2 separate regions of the Homo sapiens genome follow, and region 2 is linked to region 1. A link is a loop called in an ENCODE intact Hi-C map of the cell type or tissue named here. Cell type or tissue: HepG2. All regions are shown on one strand. Links, peaks and the distances in the headings refer to the core of each region. The heading gives the core; the rest is flanking DNA. Region 1 overlaps EXOC6 (exocyst complex component 6). Region 2 overlaps EXOC6 (exocyst complex component 6).

Region 1 (8,713 bases), core at 2,174-7,173:
GACAGCCTGAGACTTTGTAATAGATCAAGACCTACTCTTCTCATTCACAGTACTAATTCCTTAATATTATTTTTATTTCTTTCATTGGAACTTACGGTTCTATTTTTTAATAGCAGAAGGCATGGAATGTAAATAGTTTACCCCTCTCAGGCTTTGGTTTTCTATTAATGGAGGGTGGGTATTGCATATATTCTAAAAAAAAATATTGTTTTTCTCCATTATAGCACAACAGAAAAAGAGGAGTTCACCTGTGATGCTATAGTAGATGCACTGGCAGTATCCTGAATTACTATAAAGCAGGAGGAGTTTTGTTTTTAAAACTTTGAAGAATATATTGGAAAAACATACCAAAGGATTTACTTTGAGAACTTTCTAAACTGAAATAGACTTCTGGGAAAGAACTATTGTTCTCTTCTTCCTGTTTATTTATGTTATTACTCTTCTTCAAAAGGGATAACAGTATCTCCTTTATATCCACAAAAGCAGTCAAATCCTCCCTTGAAGGGACTCTGTATTCGGGTAGTCCTGAAATATCTCTTGCTAGATTTTTGCTCCAATGTGATAATTGTAATATAAAAAATTCTTTTGGTGTATTTTGTTTATTATTTGGTATTTTAAGAGCCAGATAAATGTCCAACTTTTAATAAAATGTGTTAAACATAGAAATGTGTATGTATATTACTTAAATACAATACTTTCTCATAATCATGACATAAAAATTTGTTTATAGCACACCAAGGTCAGTTAAGATAAACTTCTTGCACAAGAATTTTCCTTAGAAATAATGTTATTTAGTTAATAGTTCTTGTTATATATGTTAATTGTGGGAAAAGTACGAAGTAGGAATTTTAGTACTGCCTCAGTTACTTACCAGCTAGGCTATGTTGAGCAAGTCATTTATCATTTCTATACTGTTTACTCATTTGTGAAAAAGAGGCAGTGATAGTTTCTCTGATGTGTATAAGAAATAAATGAAACACTAAATGTAAAAAATGCAAAAGGACATATAAAAATGTTAGGTGTTAGTGGTAGTCAGATCCTTTGGTGTGATAATTGAGTTTTGGTCATATTTATTTGATATTTGTATCTAGTACTCAGTTGTTCAGCCACTGGTTCACTTGTTTAACGAGGATTTGGTTGTCTCATGTGTATACTATACTAGTCATTAGTGTATGTTAAGCACTTACCATGTGTCAGTTATTGTTTAAGAATTTTTCATGTTTACTAATTTAATCCTCCTAACACTCTAATGTAGATACTATTTTTTAAAGACTTTTTTTTCTTTAGAGTAGTTTTAGGTTTCTAGCAAGATTGGGAGGAAGTACAGAGATTTCCCATATATTCCCTATCCTACTCATCCAAAGCCTCCCCAGCGTCAATATCCCTCACCACAGTAGTAGATTTTTAAAAACTGATGAACCTACATTGACACATCATTATCATTCAAGGTCTAGTCTAGATTCATTTCTTTGCATGTGTATGTCCGGTTGTTTTAGCACCATTTGTTGAAGACTGTCTTTTCTCTATTGTATTACCTTTGCTCCTTTGTCAAAATTCAGTTACTATGTTTATGTGGGTTTATTTCTGGTCTGTCTATTCTGTTCCATTGATCTGTTTGTTTTACCAATACCATGCAATCTTGATGACTGTAACTTTATAGTAAATCTTGGGTCGTGTTGTCAGTATTCCAATTCTGTTCTTTTTTTTTTTCTTTCTTTCTTTTTCAGAGTGGGGGTTGCGCTCTGTCACCCAGGTTGGAGTGCGGTGGCACAATCATGGCTCATTTCTGTCTCAAACTCCTGGGCTCAAGCAATTTTCCCATCTCAGCCTACTGAGTAGCTGGGACTACAGGCGTGTGCCACCATGCCTGGCTGAATTTTGTCCTTTTTCAATATTGTGTTGGCTATTTTGGGTCTTCTGCCTTTCTATATAAACCCAAGGATCAGTTTATCGATGTCTGCAAAATAACTTGCTGGGATTTTGATTGGGATTGCCTTGAATCTATAGATGAAGTTGGGAAGAACTGATACCTTAATGATATTGTCTTCCTCTTCATAAACATGGAATAGTTCTTTATTTATTTAGTTCCTTGATTTTTTTAAAATCAGAGTTTTGTAGTTTTCCTCCTGTAGATCTTGTGTATTTTTTAGATTTATATCTAAGTATTTCATTTTGGAGGATGCTAATGTAAATAGTATTGTGTGTTTAACTTCAAATTCTACTTGTTCATTGCTGTATGTGCTATTATTATCCTGATTTTATGGTTGTGAAAACTGATACTTAGAGAATTCAGGTGGCTTACCTGAGGTTGAACTGCTAGTAAGTGCCTTTTCTAATTCCATCCATTCATCTATTAATTCATGCATTTATTAATGAATTATTTATTGAGCTTCTGTTATATGATAGACACTATTCTAGGGCTGGGGATGCAATAGGGAACAAAACAGTCAAAAACTATGTCCTCATGCAACTTACATTCCAGTAGGGGAAGACAGATAATACTTAAAAGTGTGAAACAGAGAGTATATTCTACAGTGGAAGGAATGATATAGTGATAAACTCCTTTGTTTTAGAAGATTAAAAAATAAAGCAGGGAAGGGGATAGTGTGTGTGTGTGTGTGTATCTGTCTGTCTGCCTATCTATCTCTGTGTCTGGTCTATCTAGATAGCATAGATGGGAATATGCCTGTGTATTAAGAAAGCCATGAGGAGGCCAGTGTTGCTGGCATGGAATAAGTAAAATGGAGAGTAAGTAACAGGAAGTGAGGTCAGTGAGGTAACAAGAGGCAAAATTATGTAGGGTCTTATGGGCTGTTGTAAGATAAACTGGGTTTTGAGCAGAAGAGAGACATGGGCTTTGCCTTAGGTTTTAATGGGACAATTCCCATTAGCTATCATCTGGCTGCTGTATTGAGAACAGACTGAAAGGGAACAAGGATGGAATCAGGGAGACCAGTTAGGAAGCAGTTGACAAATCTACGCAAGACATGTTGTTGGCTTAGTCCAGGGTGATACCAATGGGGAGGTAGTTTGCTGGAGAAGGAGAATAGTCAAGGGTGAGTCCAAGGTTTTTTGCCTGAGCAACTAGAAAAGTGGGGTTTACTGAGATGAGGAAGACTATGGGAAGGGCAGGTTTTGTGAAAGGAGATCAGGAATTCATTTTCGGACATATTTGAGGTGCTTATCAGACATCTAATTGGAGAGATATATGAGTTTGAGGAGAGGTCAGGGCAGAGATAAAAATTTAGCAGGTGTCAGTGTGCTTATGGAATTTAAAGCTACAAGTCAAGATGACATGGAGATAGAAAAGAGAATATGTCCAAGATCAGAGCCTAGTTCTAACTCAGCTCTTACAGAACCTACATTTTTTAAAAAATTAAAAAAATTAAAATTTATATTTGACGTACATTAGAATGTAGGCATAGATGCCAAGAACCTAAATTCTTTTTTTTCTTTTTTAGACGGAGTTTCACTCTGTCACCCAGGCTGGGGTGCAGTAGTATGATCTTTGCTCACTGCAACCTCTGCCTCCCGGGTTCAAGCGATTCTCCTGCCTCAGCCTCCTGAGTAGCTGAGATTACAGGCACCTGCCACGACACCCAGCTAATTTTTGTATTTTTAGTAGAGACAGTGTTTCACCATGTTGGCCAGGCTAGTCTCAAACTCCTGACCTCAAGTGATCTGTCCGCATCGGCTCCCAAAATGCTGGGATTACAGGTGTGAGCCACTGCACCTGGCTGCCAAGAGTCTAAATTCTTAATAATTGGTATCCTATATTGTTACCTCTTGTATTAGAGAGTGTATTCATTAAAAACCTAAGACAGAGGCTACCCTCAAGAAGTTTATGGTCTATTTGGGGAAACAAAATATATTTTAAATACAAAACATGTAAATTACAATACAAAGTAATATATGATTACGTGTCAGAATAACTGTAAGGGGTTGTAAGTTTACCTGTCCTGCAGATGAAAAGATTACTTGGCATGGGAATGATTGGCAAAGGCCTGCTGGAAGAAATGGGACTTGAAATGAACCTCAAACAATGGGCAACGGATGTGGGGTGAGGTTTGGAAAGTTCCCAAGACCACTCTCAGGTTCAAAAATTTGCTAGAGGGACTTGCAAAATTCAGCAAAGTTGTTACACTCATAGTTACTGTTTGTTACAGCAAAAACAACAACAACAAAAACTTTCAAAAAACTACACAGATTAAAATCAACAGCAGAAAAGGCACATAGGACAGGGACTAGGAGAGTTCCACGAGTGAGCTTTCAGTTGTCCTTTCTCAGTGGAATTGTGGACAGCACTTACTGCTCCCAGCAGTGATGTGTGGTAACACGCATGGAGTATTGTCAATCAGGGAAGCTCATCCAAGCTTTGATATCCAGGAATTTTATTGGAGTTTGGTCATATAGCCATGACTGACTACCCATGTAGACTTGGCTGACTGCCCACATTGCTGACCTCCTGCCCCTCCACAGCTAAAACTGTGTGGCCTCAGGCCTCACCGTGAGTCACACTGTTAGCATCTGCTATTTGGCAGTCAAAGCCTTCCAGGTAAACAAAGAAGACACTTACCAGGCAGGGTATGCCAAAGGCTTTCCTCCCAGGAATCAGTGGCAAGGGTAGTCCTTTACTGCATGGTGAATAGAGGGGTACGCTCTCTGTGGAGACAGCATGAGCTGAGAGACAGTAGGAATGAATATGCCATGTTTAGGAAACATTGTGGTGACTGCAATATGGGCTTGTACCTGAGAATATGAACCCTGGAGCCGGACTATCAGGAGTCATATCCCAGCTATCACTTGTGCTGGTTGTGGAATTTATGGCAGTTCAGTAATCTGTAACTCTTCTGTAAAACAAGGGTAATAACAATACCTACTTTGTAGCCTTGTTGTGGGGATTAAAGAGTTAATATATAAAGCATTTAGAACATGAGCGTTTACTTTACATAGTAAATGCTGTAAAAATCATGAGTTTGTTCATTCATTCTTTAACCATTCATTCACTCAGTAATTCTTTGTTTTTGAATGTTAGTATGTTAAAGACTTGTATTAGGCCCACATCTCCTGAGCCTCATACCTTTATTTCCAGATACCTCATGCTATATCTAGAGCTTGTGTGGTTCTTTTAATATTATCATGTTCAAGAAGAAATAAAATACTTTCACGCAAATTATTTCTGCTAAAGGTAATATTATCACCAGTTTATTTGTTCAGAGATTTAATTTTAAGATATCACCTCTTGCAAAGATCAGGCTTACTAAATAATACATTTTGGTTAATTTTAGCTTTCTTATATACATTCAGGTCTGTGTATGATGACCAACCAAATGCGCACAAGAAGTTTATGGAAAAGTTAGATGCTTGTATCCGTAATCATGACAAGGAAATTGAAAAGATGTGTAATTTTCATCATCAGGGTTTTGTAGATGCTATTACAGAACTCCTTAAAGTAAGGACTGATGCAGAAAAACTGAAGGTAAGAAATATGTTAAAATTATTTGCCTTTGTTCTCATTAAATTACTCAAGTCTTAGTTGATAGTACATATGTACAAGTCATTATTAAGTATGTTACTTTCAAGAAGTGAATTAGTATATGTATTAGGGAATGCTCTTTATGCTCTATTAACACAGTTGTCATGCTAATGACAGGAGTATTCTCTTTTTCTGAAGCAAGTAATGCACTGACTTAACAGGATTTCTTTCCATGCAGGGAAGTGAACTCAAAACATGCATACAATGAAAGGCCCTATTTGCAGTTTTTGAATTTCTAAAATGACAGTTAGTACAATATTTATAAAATGTTATCCTCTAAAATTCCTTTAAAAGCTTATGATAAATAGTTATGTTCTCAGCATTATTTAATAATGTTAAAACTTTTTGAAAAGTTTAACAGCAGTGTGTATTTTTCTTAAAGAAAGTTGGTCTACACTTTCTGCCATACAGCTAAAACATTATTTATTAAAAGAGACCTAGATTTGTTCAGTCAGGATAAAAAATATTTAATTATAAGAATTGTCCTATTTATCTTTCTTTACGTTTAGAGCACTTAGCAGACAAAATGACCCTGGTTCACCAAAGGTTATGATTAGAAAACCATTGTATAAAGGATATTCAGATAACAAGAGACTAACTACAGCATCAATGAGGTCACTGAGCATCTTTGTTCAGAAATTAATGAGATTTTTAATAAACCAGAATGTGCTTCCTTACTATGATGACCTAATGAGTCACTTAATATGTGGGAAAATTTGAGGTTGAGCTTTGCCTGCACCTGCAGCATTAAAATGTTGCTGTGGATTGAAATTTCTGTGTTTGATGTTAATCAACCACCCAGTGTTTGCATTCAGCAAAGTATGAATGTTTAATTACCATAAAATGCAATCACCATTTCCTACAGACAATGAATGGCACATAGACCTCATTGAAGTTATCAAAAGGGGACCAGTGGTCAATTGGGTCAGTGATTTGAATTGTTTGACAGACTTAGAGAAGCAAGTAAAGTTCAAAAATCCTGAGTAAATTTGAGAAGTTTGCCACAGAATCTGTTAAAAAGAACTGTCATAAGTAATTGAAGTTAACAAAAGCCCTTTTCAATCAAAAGTTCAAGTTCAAGCTGTAGAGTTAATTTGAATTTGCATTTCTTTGTTCTAAGTTTCTCATGAAGCATGATCTGATTACAAGGGTGAGCAGTTACATCAGGGCAGTTTTATGCATATTTGTCTAACTAAGGTGAAATTAAATTTTTAAGGTGCAAGTTACTGATACCAACCGAAGGTTTCAAGATGCTGGAAAAGAGGTGAGAAAATGATACTTTTCTGGGTATTCAGTATGTAGTTGTTCTTTAACTGTTTGTTTAAAAATATGAACATTCCTTCTTTTCTAAGGTGATAGTCCACACAGAAGATATCATTCGATGTAGAATTCAGCAGAGAAATATTACAACTGTAGTAGAAAAATTGCAGTTATGCCTTCCTGGTGAGTTAAACTTGTCTATAATAAAACGTTTGGCTTGGTAAAGTTGTAATTTAATAATAGCAAGTAGTGATTCTTTGGTATGGGAATTACAGATTATTTGGTGATTGCCTCACAACAAAGACCATGCTTATCTTTCAGGTTCATTTTATTCCCTGAATATTCATGCTTTTGTCATGTTAGAAAGCTCTTGTTTGATTATATGTCACATCAGTTTCCTAGAACAGCAACTTCTACATTTCCATTTCCTTTTGGCCTCTTTTGCCTTTTGTCCCCCATAACCCTTTTTTGTTTTTCCTCGGAATACTTTCCCATGGGGAGAGTCTTTTGGTTACATTTTCTCACCTTTACCTAATTTGCCTGATTTTTTACCTCTAGTTTTCCATTGTTTTTTGTTTGTCACTTAGCAGGTTGTTTTTGCTTTGCTCACAATCTCATTGTGCTGATAAGGTAAGAAAAACATCAAAAGAGCTGGATCTTCACCATTCTTGCCTTTCCTCCTGTATTTTGGAAACGCTGTTTCTGGTCTCTTTGTTAGGGCTAAATATTACTTGGGCATCAGATAAATTCCGAGGAAATTAACTAGTATTTTCTTTACCTGGATTTAATATACTTTAAGTTGGATGCATTCTGTTCAAACAAAAGGAAGCAGGTATATGACTTTTTTTCTTTTTATTTATTTTAATTTTTAATTTTTTTAGGGATAAAGTCTCACTCTGTTGCCCAAGCTAGAGTGCAGTGGCATGATCATAGCTCACTGCAGCCTTGAACTCCTAGGTTCAAGCAATCCCCTTGTCTTAGTGTAGTGTTGGGATTACAGGCATGAGCCACCACACCCGGCCTTTTTTTTTTTTTTTTTTTAAATATAGTAAGCTGAATCCATCTTTTGTCCCATTTTTAAACTTATTATTTTTTTTTTAGGAAGGAGCCTAAACCTCCATATTCAGCAGAATAGAATGAGATGATGAGATGTTTTATATTATATATATATGTGTATATATGTGTATATATATGTGTGTATATATATGTGTATATATATGTGTATATATATGTGTATATATATGTGTATATATATATGTGTGTATATATATGTGTATATATATGTGTGTGTGTGTGTGTGTATGTATGTGTATATATATATATATATATATATATATATATATATTTTTTTTTTTTTTTTTTTTTTTTTTTTTTTTTTTTGGCGGAGTCTCACTCTATCTCCCAGGCTGGAGTGCAGTGGTATGATCTCTGCTCATTACAACCTCCACCTTCTGGGCTCAAGTCATTCTCCTGCCTCAGCCTCCTGAGTAGCTGGGATTATAGGTGCCACCACCATGCCTGCCTAATTTTTGTATTTACAGTAGAGGTGGGGTTTCACTATTTTGGCCAGGCTGGTTTCAAACTTCTGGCCTCAAATGATCTGCCTGCCTCGGCCTCCCAAAGTGCTAGGATTACAGGTGTGAGCCACTGCACCCGCTATATGCTATTTTTATGATGTAAATTTAGCTTAGACTACAAATTATATTGTTAAAACTGTTAGCAGATTTTATTGGCTAAAAAAATTGTAGTATTATTATTATTATTATTTGAGACAGAGTCTCACTCTGTTGGCCAGGCTGGAGTGCAGTGGCTGAATCTTGGTTCACTGCAACCTCAGCCTCCCAAGTAGCTGGGATTACAAGCATGCGCCACCATGCCCGGCTAATTTCAGTATTTTTGGTAGAGGTGGGGTTTCAC
Region 2 (8,713 bases), core at 1,760-6,759, 150 kb after region 1:
TGATAGGTGCTTATGCCTTCAGCTATCGATATGAACTTTGAACTCAAATTTTTATGATTATTTTAAGAGTAAACGTTAGAGCTGTTTTGTAGTTTGGAAAATTACCCTGTAAAATGATTTTTCAAAAACCAAAAACAAACACTGTGATAATTACAAAAATTGTTTATGCTCACTGTTTTTAAAAATTTCTTAAAAGTACTATAATTGCACACTCACAAAAAGTTACAAATATAGTTTAGAGAGGTCCCTTGTACACTTCCCCCAGTGCTAACGTTTTACATAGCTATAGTATTTGTCGAAACCAGGAAATTGGGGCCTGTCGTGGTGGCTCACGCCTGTAATCCCAACACTTAGGGAGGTTGAGGTGAGCGGATCACTTGAGGCCAGGAGCTCTAGACCAGCTTGGCCAACATGGCAAAACCCCGTCTCTACTAAAAATACAAAAATTAGACGAGTGCATTGGCATATGCTTGTAATCCCCACTAGTTGGGAGGTTGAGACATGAGAATTGCTTGAACCTGGCCTGCGGAGGTTGCAGTGAGCCAAGATCTTGCCACTGCACTCCAGCCTGGATGACAGATCAAGACTCTGTCTCCAGAAAAACAGAAACGAAAACACAGGAAGTAGATATTGTATGTTCACTGTTAAACTAAAATCAAACCTAAAAAGAAAGCTCTCAGGCCGGGCACGGTGGCTCACACCTGTAATCCCAGCACTTTGGGAGGCCGAGGCGGGCAGATCACCGAAGGTCGGGAGTTCAAGACCAGCCTGACCAACATGGAGAAACCCCATCTCTACTAAAAATACAAAACATTAGGCATGATGGCGCATGCCTGTAATGTCAGCTACTTGGGAGGCAGAGGCAGGAGAATCACTTGAGCCTGGGAGGTGGAGGTTGCAGTGAGCCGAGATCACACCATTGCACTCCAGCCTGGGCAACAAGAGTGAAACTCCATCTCAAAAAAAAAAAAGAAAAAAAAGAGAAAGCTCTTATTTTCCCCTCCTCTTCAGTCTTTCACAGTCATTATTTCCCTCCAGACCTTTGTAGTGTACATTCGAACATGTATACATGCAGATACTTACATGCACACATGTAGTTATTTCCTTTTTGGGGGAGGTATGTTATAATTCACATTTTTCATGCAACATATGCTTTCATATTGGTAAATATGGATGTTTCATTCTTTTTAATTTCTTTGTACTGTCTATAGTGTACATATACCATAATTTATTAAACAAGTCCTCATTTGTTGGACATTATGGATTCTTTAGTTTTGTCTATCTATTAATGAAGCTGCCATTAATATATTTATACATATATATCGAGCACTTGTGTAAGTATTTCTGTAGGCCTTTAGAAGTGGAATTACTGGGTACTGCTGAAAAAGCTCTCCAAAAAAGTATATAAATCAGAATTATTTTTAAAAGAGATACGTAACTTGGCAATATGACAATAAATAAAGCTAACAGATTTATGGAAAAAATTAAGTCATTTAAGTTTGCAGTTGGGCAAATACAGAATATTTCTTATTTACAATATAAGCATTATTGTAATATGATACATTTTAAGGTAAATTTTCAGTGAGTTACACAAGGATTAAATCTTTGTTTCCACAGACTGTGCATAATGTAAAAAGAGACAGTCCCAGATTTACCTGTTTTCAATTATCAATATTCCTGCTCTTTTTTTCACTGAAAGGGATAGGTTAAAATTTTTAGAACAGTTTGTCAACTATGGAGGGTAGTGATATTCTGGCCTTTGATAAATATCATATATGCAGTAAACTAATGATTAACTATTAACATTGGCATTACTCAACAAGGAGCTATATCTTTTCTCTCAAAATTAATTCACATTTTTGCCAAACTTCCTTTCTTCTTCTACTTTTTTTTTTTTTTTTTGGAGACAGGGTTTCTCTGTCGCCCAGGCTGGAGTGCAGTGGTGTGATCATGGCACATTGCAGCCTCAACCTCCCCAGGCTCAGGTGATCCACCTCAGCCTCCGGAGTAGCTGGGACTACAGGTGCATGCCACCACACCCAGCTGATTTTTGTATTTTTTGTAGAGGCAGAGTCTTGCCATGTTGCCCAGATTGTTCTGAAACTCCTGGCCTCAAGCGATCCACCTCAGCCACCCAATGTGCGGGGATTAATAGGGCCACTACATCCAGCCCTATTATTCTCCATTTTTTTTTTTTGAAATGGAGTTTCTCTCTTGTTGCCTAGGCTGGAGCATAGTGGTGTGATCTCAGTTCACTGCAGCCTCTGCCTCTCAGGTTCAAGCGATTCTCCTGCCTCAGCCTCCTGAGTAGCTGGGATTACAGGCACGTGCCACCACACCCAGCTAGTTTTTCTATGTTTAGTAGAGGCAGGGTTTCGCCATTTTGGCCAGGCTGGTCTCAAACTCCTGACATCAGGTGATCCGCCTGCCTTAGCCTCCCAAAGTGCTGGGATTACAGGTGTGAGCCACCGCACCTGGCTATTACTCATTTTTAAGAAATATTTTTCTCGGGCCGGGTGCGGTGGCTCACGCCTGTGATCCCAGCACTTTGGGAGGCCGAGGTGGGCGGATCACGAGGTCCGGAGATCGAGACCACGGTGAAACCCCGTCTCTACTAAAAATACAAAAAAATTAGCCGGGCGCGGTGGCGGGCGCCCGTAATCCCAGCTGCTCGGAAGGTGGAGGCAGGAGAATGGCGTGAACCCGGGAGGCGGAGCTTGCAGTGAGCCGAGATCGCGCCACTGCACTCCAGCCTGGGCTACAGAGCGAGACTCCGTCTCCAAAAAAAAAAAAAAAAAAAAAAAAAATTTTTCTCTAATAAATTTTTTTTGTTGACTGGAAATTTTTTTTTTTGTTACAGGTTTCTTTCAGTTTGGAGGATAGTTATGGGAAGTTTAAATATTTAAATGCTTTGTTAGAAAAACAGTAAATGCACTGTTTGTTTTACATACTAGTGGATATTATAACCACAATTCCTATTTTCAGTTATGATCTTTTTGCTACATAAAATAATATTCCCTAGACAACCTATACTGTATTTGCCATATCAAGTGTGAATCTGACAACAGAGTTCTAAAAAAATCCTACTAAGCATTCTTTTTGAAAGCAGATTGGCTACACATACAAATAAAAAGAAATGTTTGTGTAAATTAAGCCATCCTAGTCTAATTGTTTAAGCAGTTAATTTATAAATTGAAGAAATTATCTTCTAATCCTATTTTACATATAAATTTGAACATGACACGTAATTTCCCTGAAAGTCAACTTCTACTTTTATAGAGAACAGCCAGCACTCTACTTGAATGAGACGTATATATACATGACAGAGTTCTAGACTCAAGCAATATTGATTCAACAATATTGAGCTTTCCAGTGGTTTAAATTAGAAGCTTTTTCATGTATAATCTCTGCTTTTCCTTCATGGCTGTTTTGTCCCAGAAGAGACACAGTTCTTAAACTTTTGCTTCTTAAAGTGTTCTATGAAATATAATTTAGCTCAGTTCAACAAGCTTTGAGTACCCTAAAGGGAGAAGAGCTATTACCTCTACCCTTGAAGAACTCAAAATTTGATTAGAAAGTGAAAACAAACATACAAAGGAAAAGTAAGTATATGTACACACTCCGCACTTTAGGAAGTTATCAATGGCCCATAGAGCCACCTATCTTCTAATTTAGATGGTGCAGAGAACTCAACGCTGCCAACACTTTGCTAGCACTTCAAAGGGATGTATTCTTCCACCTATATATGTATATATATATATACCATCTATTAAAAAAGGCCGGTCATGGTGGCTCATGCCTGTAATCCCAGCACTTTGGGAGACCAAAAGGTCAATAGTGACCTCTTCAGAGCCAAGTGGATAATAGTTGTCATGAAAATTTTTACTAATATACACCAAAAGGCTGATATTGCTGAAGGTATTTTTTTTATTTGAGACTACCATTTATAGCATTATTCTCTAAACTTCCTCTTAGATATGCATTGCAGTGCTTAGTACTCATAGTTAAGTCACTGTTTAGTCCCTAGAGTATTTTGCAATGTATATTTCTCTCCTTTTCTTTGAACCCATTTGTGTTTTCGTAAATGTCAGAACATCTACCAATTACCTTCAAATTGTGATTCAGTGATTTTCATGGTCATAAAATCCTAAGACTTGAGGATTGGAAGGGACTTCCAAAAATCTAACCCCTGGCTCCAAACCTCTTAGAAGCTCTCCCCAGCAAGTGCCCTTGCTGCTGCTCCAGATATCTGGACATTCACCCCATCCAAATAGAGGCTTCTCTTCCCTTTTGAAAATCTCAGGGCAGCCTCCACCATTTCTCTCTGAGACTTGGTCAGACACTGCTGTTTCTGTTACTTCTCAGTCACACATCCTTCATCTGAGAAGATTAAAATAAAATTTGATTATTCAATGAAATTAAGTAGTTTCCACTTCCTTACTCTACTCCTTCTCACCTTCCAACTTTTTTCCTGTTTCATTCACTCCTTGTTTTGTCTACTCATCTTTTCACTTCTTCTGGCCCACTTATTCTATGCCACCTGAAAACCCTCATTGCAATGTAAATGGCCCTACTGCTTCAACTGTGTGGCAGAATGCTTTCTTCACCTCCTTTTCATAGAATTCGGAGGATACTGCTAACCCTGCAGCTCTCTCTAGTGGCAGGATGCATTCTTTCATGGCTACACGTGTGAATGAGATTCGTGTTCCCCTGGTTCCTCATTTCTATTTGTAGACCATTGTTCCTCCACTCTTGAGTGAAAGCTCCAGCCCCTCTGAGCCTCTTGTCTTCCATCTCTATCACCATCAACCTCTCACTGTTGCTTTTGCAGTCAGCTTATCTATATCCACACCCATTCTTCCTGTCCTTCATTCTCAGGTGTTAGGAAGCCTTTTTAATGAGGCTCTCATCTTCCTATGCCCTTGACCCTATCTTTTGTATGGGATTTTGTTTCATTTTGTTTCATTATTCATCTGCCTTTCCTCTGCTTTATCCTTTTCTTTTTTTTGAGACGGAGTCTCACTTGTTGCCCAGGCTGGAGTGCAGTGGCGTGATCTCGGCTCACTGCAAGCTCCGCCTCCCAGGTTCACGCCATTCTCCTGCCTCAGGCTCCCAAGTAGCTGGGACTACAGGTGCCTGCCACCACCCTGGCTAATTTTTTGTATTTTTAGTAGAGGCGGGGTTTCACTGTGTTAGCCAGGATGGTCTTGATCTCCTGACCTCGTGATCCACCTGCCTTGGCCTCCCAAAGTGCTGGGATTACAGGCGTGAGCCACTGCGCCCGGCCTGCTTTATCGTTTTCTTAGCCTAAAAACATTTTAGCTATTTCCAATTTCTCTTCCCTCATTTGCATCCTTAAAAGAGTGGTTTATAATTGATTATTCTTATTTTCACATCTCTCATTCATTTCTCAATCCATTCCTATCTGCTTTGCCACACTGCTGAAATAGTGTTCACTTAGGTCACCAGGGAAGGCCAGTAGACATTTTTAGCCCATATCCTATTGGTTCTTTCTGCTGCATTTGGTAATGTGGATCATGTTCTCTTTAAAATTCTCTCGTCTTCTGAGTCTGTACTCCCTTAACATCCTTCCTCTTTCTTTTCTGTGGTCTCCTTTTCTGCCCCCTAAATGTTGGTTTCCCCAAGGTTTCTGTCCTTAGAACACTGCTCCCTATACTCCTGACCTAGGTGAGCTGACCCGCTTTCATCAGATCTCTGGCAGTATGCCTTAGATACATATCAAGTTGCTTGGTAAACCATTTGACTTAGGTGTGTGTCCCGCATGCTGTGTGACCAAAGCTGTTGACTTGTTATCTTCCCTTATTCTCAAATCACATCCCTTTTTCATGTTGTCTTTTTTGATTGGTAGAACCACTTTGCCATGTCCTGGACAATCACCACGTCCTAGGGATTTTTTTCTCCTAAGTATTTCTCAAACCCATCCTCTTCTCTCCATGTTAACTACTTGCCTACCTATTCATCATTTTCTCTCTATCCCAACTATGTACCTGTCTGTCCCAATGTATTTTAAGATTGTTACAACAGTCTCCTAATTATTTTTTCTGCCTTAAGTGCATTTACTACAGAACCGAAGTGGTGAATCTGACCATGTCAGCTCCCTTGTTTGTTTGTTTATTTATTTATTTATTTGAGATGGAGTCTCACTCTGTTGCCCAGGCTGGAATGCAGTGGCATGATCTTGGCTCACTGCAACCTCTACCTCCTGGGTTCAAGCAATTCTTCTGCCTCAGCCTCCCAAGTATGCCTCAGCCTCCCAAGTAGCTGGGGTTACAGGTGCCTACCACCATACCTGGCTAATTTTTTTTGTATTTTTAATAGAGACAGGGTCTTACCACATCGGCCAGGTTGGTTTCGAACTCTTGACCTCAAGTGATCTGCCTGCCTCGGCCTCCCAAAGTGCTAGGATTACAGGCGTGAGCCACCGTGCCCGGCATTATTTATTTATTTATGAGATGGAGTCTTGCTCTATCTCCCAGGCTGGAGTGCACTGGTGCGATCTCGGCCCACTGCAACCTCCACCTCCTGGGTTCAAGTGATTCTTCTGCCTCAGCCTCCTGAGTAGCTGGGACTACAGGCACATGCCACCAAGCCCAGCTAATTTTGGTATTTTTGTAGAGAGAGGATTTTACTGTGTTGGCCAGGCTGGTCTTGAACTGCTGATCTCAAGTGATCCACACCCCTCAGCCTGTCAAAGTGCTGGTATTACAGGCCTGGGCCACTGCGCCCGGCCAGCTTCCTTGTTTAGAACCTTTCAATGGCTACCCAAAGTTCCTGAACAAGGCATATATATCCTTTTATGATTCAGCTCCTGACCCCTTCTCCAGCCTGTCTTATACTACCCCCTTACTCATATTTCAGTTTAGCAGCACTAAAGTACATGGCATTTCCCCATAAGCATAACTGTTTCTTGTCCTTGTGTCTTTCCTCACACTGTTCCATCTGCTTGAAATACCACGAGCCCTCCTTTGATTAACTCCTTAAGACTCAGTTTGGGTGTCATCTAAGACAGCTGCTTAGGTCTACTTCCCACCCCCTAAGCAATAATTGATGCTCTGATAATAGCCTATACATATGTCCATCTGTGTAATCAGCATGTTAGTTTGTAATTATGTTTGTGTGAATATCTTTCCCTTTATACTTGTGAACTTCTTAAATCCAAAGACTGGGCCATTACCGTCTTTTCATCACTAGTGTCAAATATAGTGCTTGTCACATGTGAACACAATCTCTTTTACGGAAGAGAAAGTTGGGACTCAGAGTTTGTAACTCCCTTAAATGATTCAGTCAAAATGAAAGTAGCTTGATTTTTAAAAACCTGGGTTGGGAGGAAATTTAGTAGGGCACAGACTAAACACTACTGGTACCTGCTATAGTATGCTACCAGAACTGTGAGAAATACATTTGTATTGTTTATAAGTCACTCGATCTGTGGTACTTTGTTATGGTAACCCAAACAGACTAAGACAGCGTCATAAGAAGTATTAACTCTGAAGTATTTTCTTATTTAAGTGAAGTATAATTGGATAGCCAAATAATATCCAGAGTATTGATTAAGTGATACAAAGGAAGAGCTTGATTTTTTTCCAGCCAGATGGTGCCGATTTCTAACATTCTGAAGCACCATAATCAAATATCAGATATTTTACTATTATTATTATTATTATTATTATTATTATTATTTTTTGAGATGGAGTCGCCCAGGCTGGAGTGCAGTGGCGCAATCTTGGCCCACTGCAACCTCTGCCTCCTGGGTTCAAGCAATTCTCTGCCTCAGCCTCCTGAGTAGCTGGGATTACAGGTGCCCACCACCACAGCCAGCTAATTTTTTGTATTTTTAGTAGAGACGGGGTTTCACCATCTTGGCCAGGCTGGTCTTGAACTTCTGACCTCGTGATCCACCCGCCTCGGCCTCCCAAAGTGCTGGGATTACGGGCCTGAGCCACCGCGCCCAGCTACAATTATTCTTTTAAAATGCTGACTCATGTTAAGTTGTATTGTCTACTGAGCTTTCCCTAAAGTCGTTGCATACTCTCTTAATTACCCCAGATTCTTACTATGAATTAAGTTGTATTTTTAATATTTTATGAATTTACTTTCAACCGATCTGTAAATACTTAAAGAATACTTCCAGTTTTCTTACCTGTTTGTTATTTCTCTTTCTCTTCTTTGTTCTCCTCTTAATTATCATCAACAAACTTTACCTCAACTGTGTTGAGGGCACTGGGCCAGGCACTGTTTTTATGTATTACAAAGAAGAGATGCCATGGTTTGAGTTTTTTCTGATGGCCTAGTGTAAGATGATTATGCAAAGTGTCAATGGAAACAATTGTCTTAACAGGATAACAGCCTATTTTGCTTAGAAATGTCCTAATTTCCTGTTTTTAGGTTATCCAGAGGTCAGGTAGGGATTTCTTTTTGTACTCTCATAGTGCAGATTCACATCGTGCAAGCATCACAGGACTTAGATCACAATCCATTTAATTCCAGTGGCTGCATTTATCTTCCCAAGAAAATAAGTCCTCCTTCAACTGCTGTTTTTATTTAGTTTCTCTTTTTTAATTTTATCCAATAACCTGTAGTGAAGGTGTGACTTCAATAGCTGTTTACCAGTAGCTGCTTCTTAACTGAGCTGCATCTTAAAGTTCATCTGTTGCCCATTTTGAAGTTCATGTGGCTACCTGCACTGGTCAGA

What was found. Peaks named below come from ENCODE experiments on the same cell type or tissue, not always from the same donor. Only the 100,000 strongest peaks of a DNase experiment are listed, where the experiment ranks them.
Region 2: a loop joins it to region 1, with 2.4 times the contacts of the local background. A loop is called at or near these places in 13 of 110 quality-filtered maps.

The regions. Positions count from the first base shown.
Region 1 is chr10:92,888,042-92,896,754 of GRCh38, forward strand. EXOC6 (exocyst complex component 6) reads left to right here. Exons shown (of 22, transcript NM_019053.6): 2 at 5,308-5,479; 3 at 6,753-6,800; 4 at 6,889-6,979. Among named protein-coding and RNA genes, the nearest start is that of EXOC6, 44 kb to the left of the region's middle. RefSeq lists enhancers at 4,351-4,850, 6,183-6,818. In HepG2, for the core only: no CTCF peak of the experiment used is centred there; a DNase peak (open chromatin) is centred at 4,470.
Region 2 is chr10:93,035,260-93,043,972 of GRCh38, forward strand. All of the region lies in intron 20 of EXOC6 (exocyst complex component 6), which reads left to right. Among named protein-coding and RNA genes, the nearest start is that of CYP26C1, 21 kb to the right of the region's middle. RefSeq lists a silencer at 4,513-4,807. In HepG2, for the core only: a CTCF peak has its summit at 4,657 (motif pointing left); a DNase peak (open chromatin) is centred at 4,652.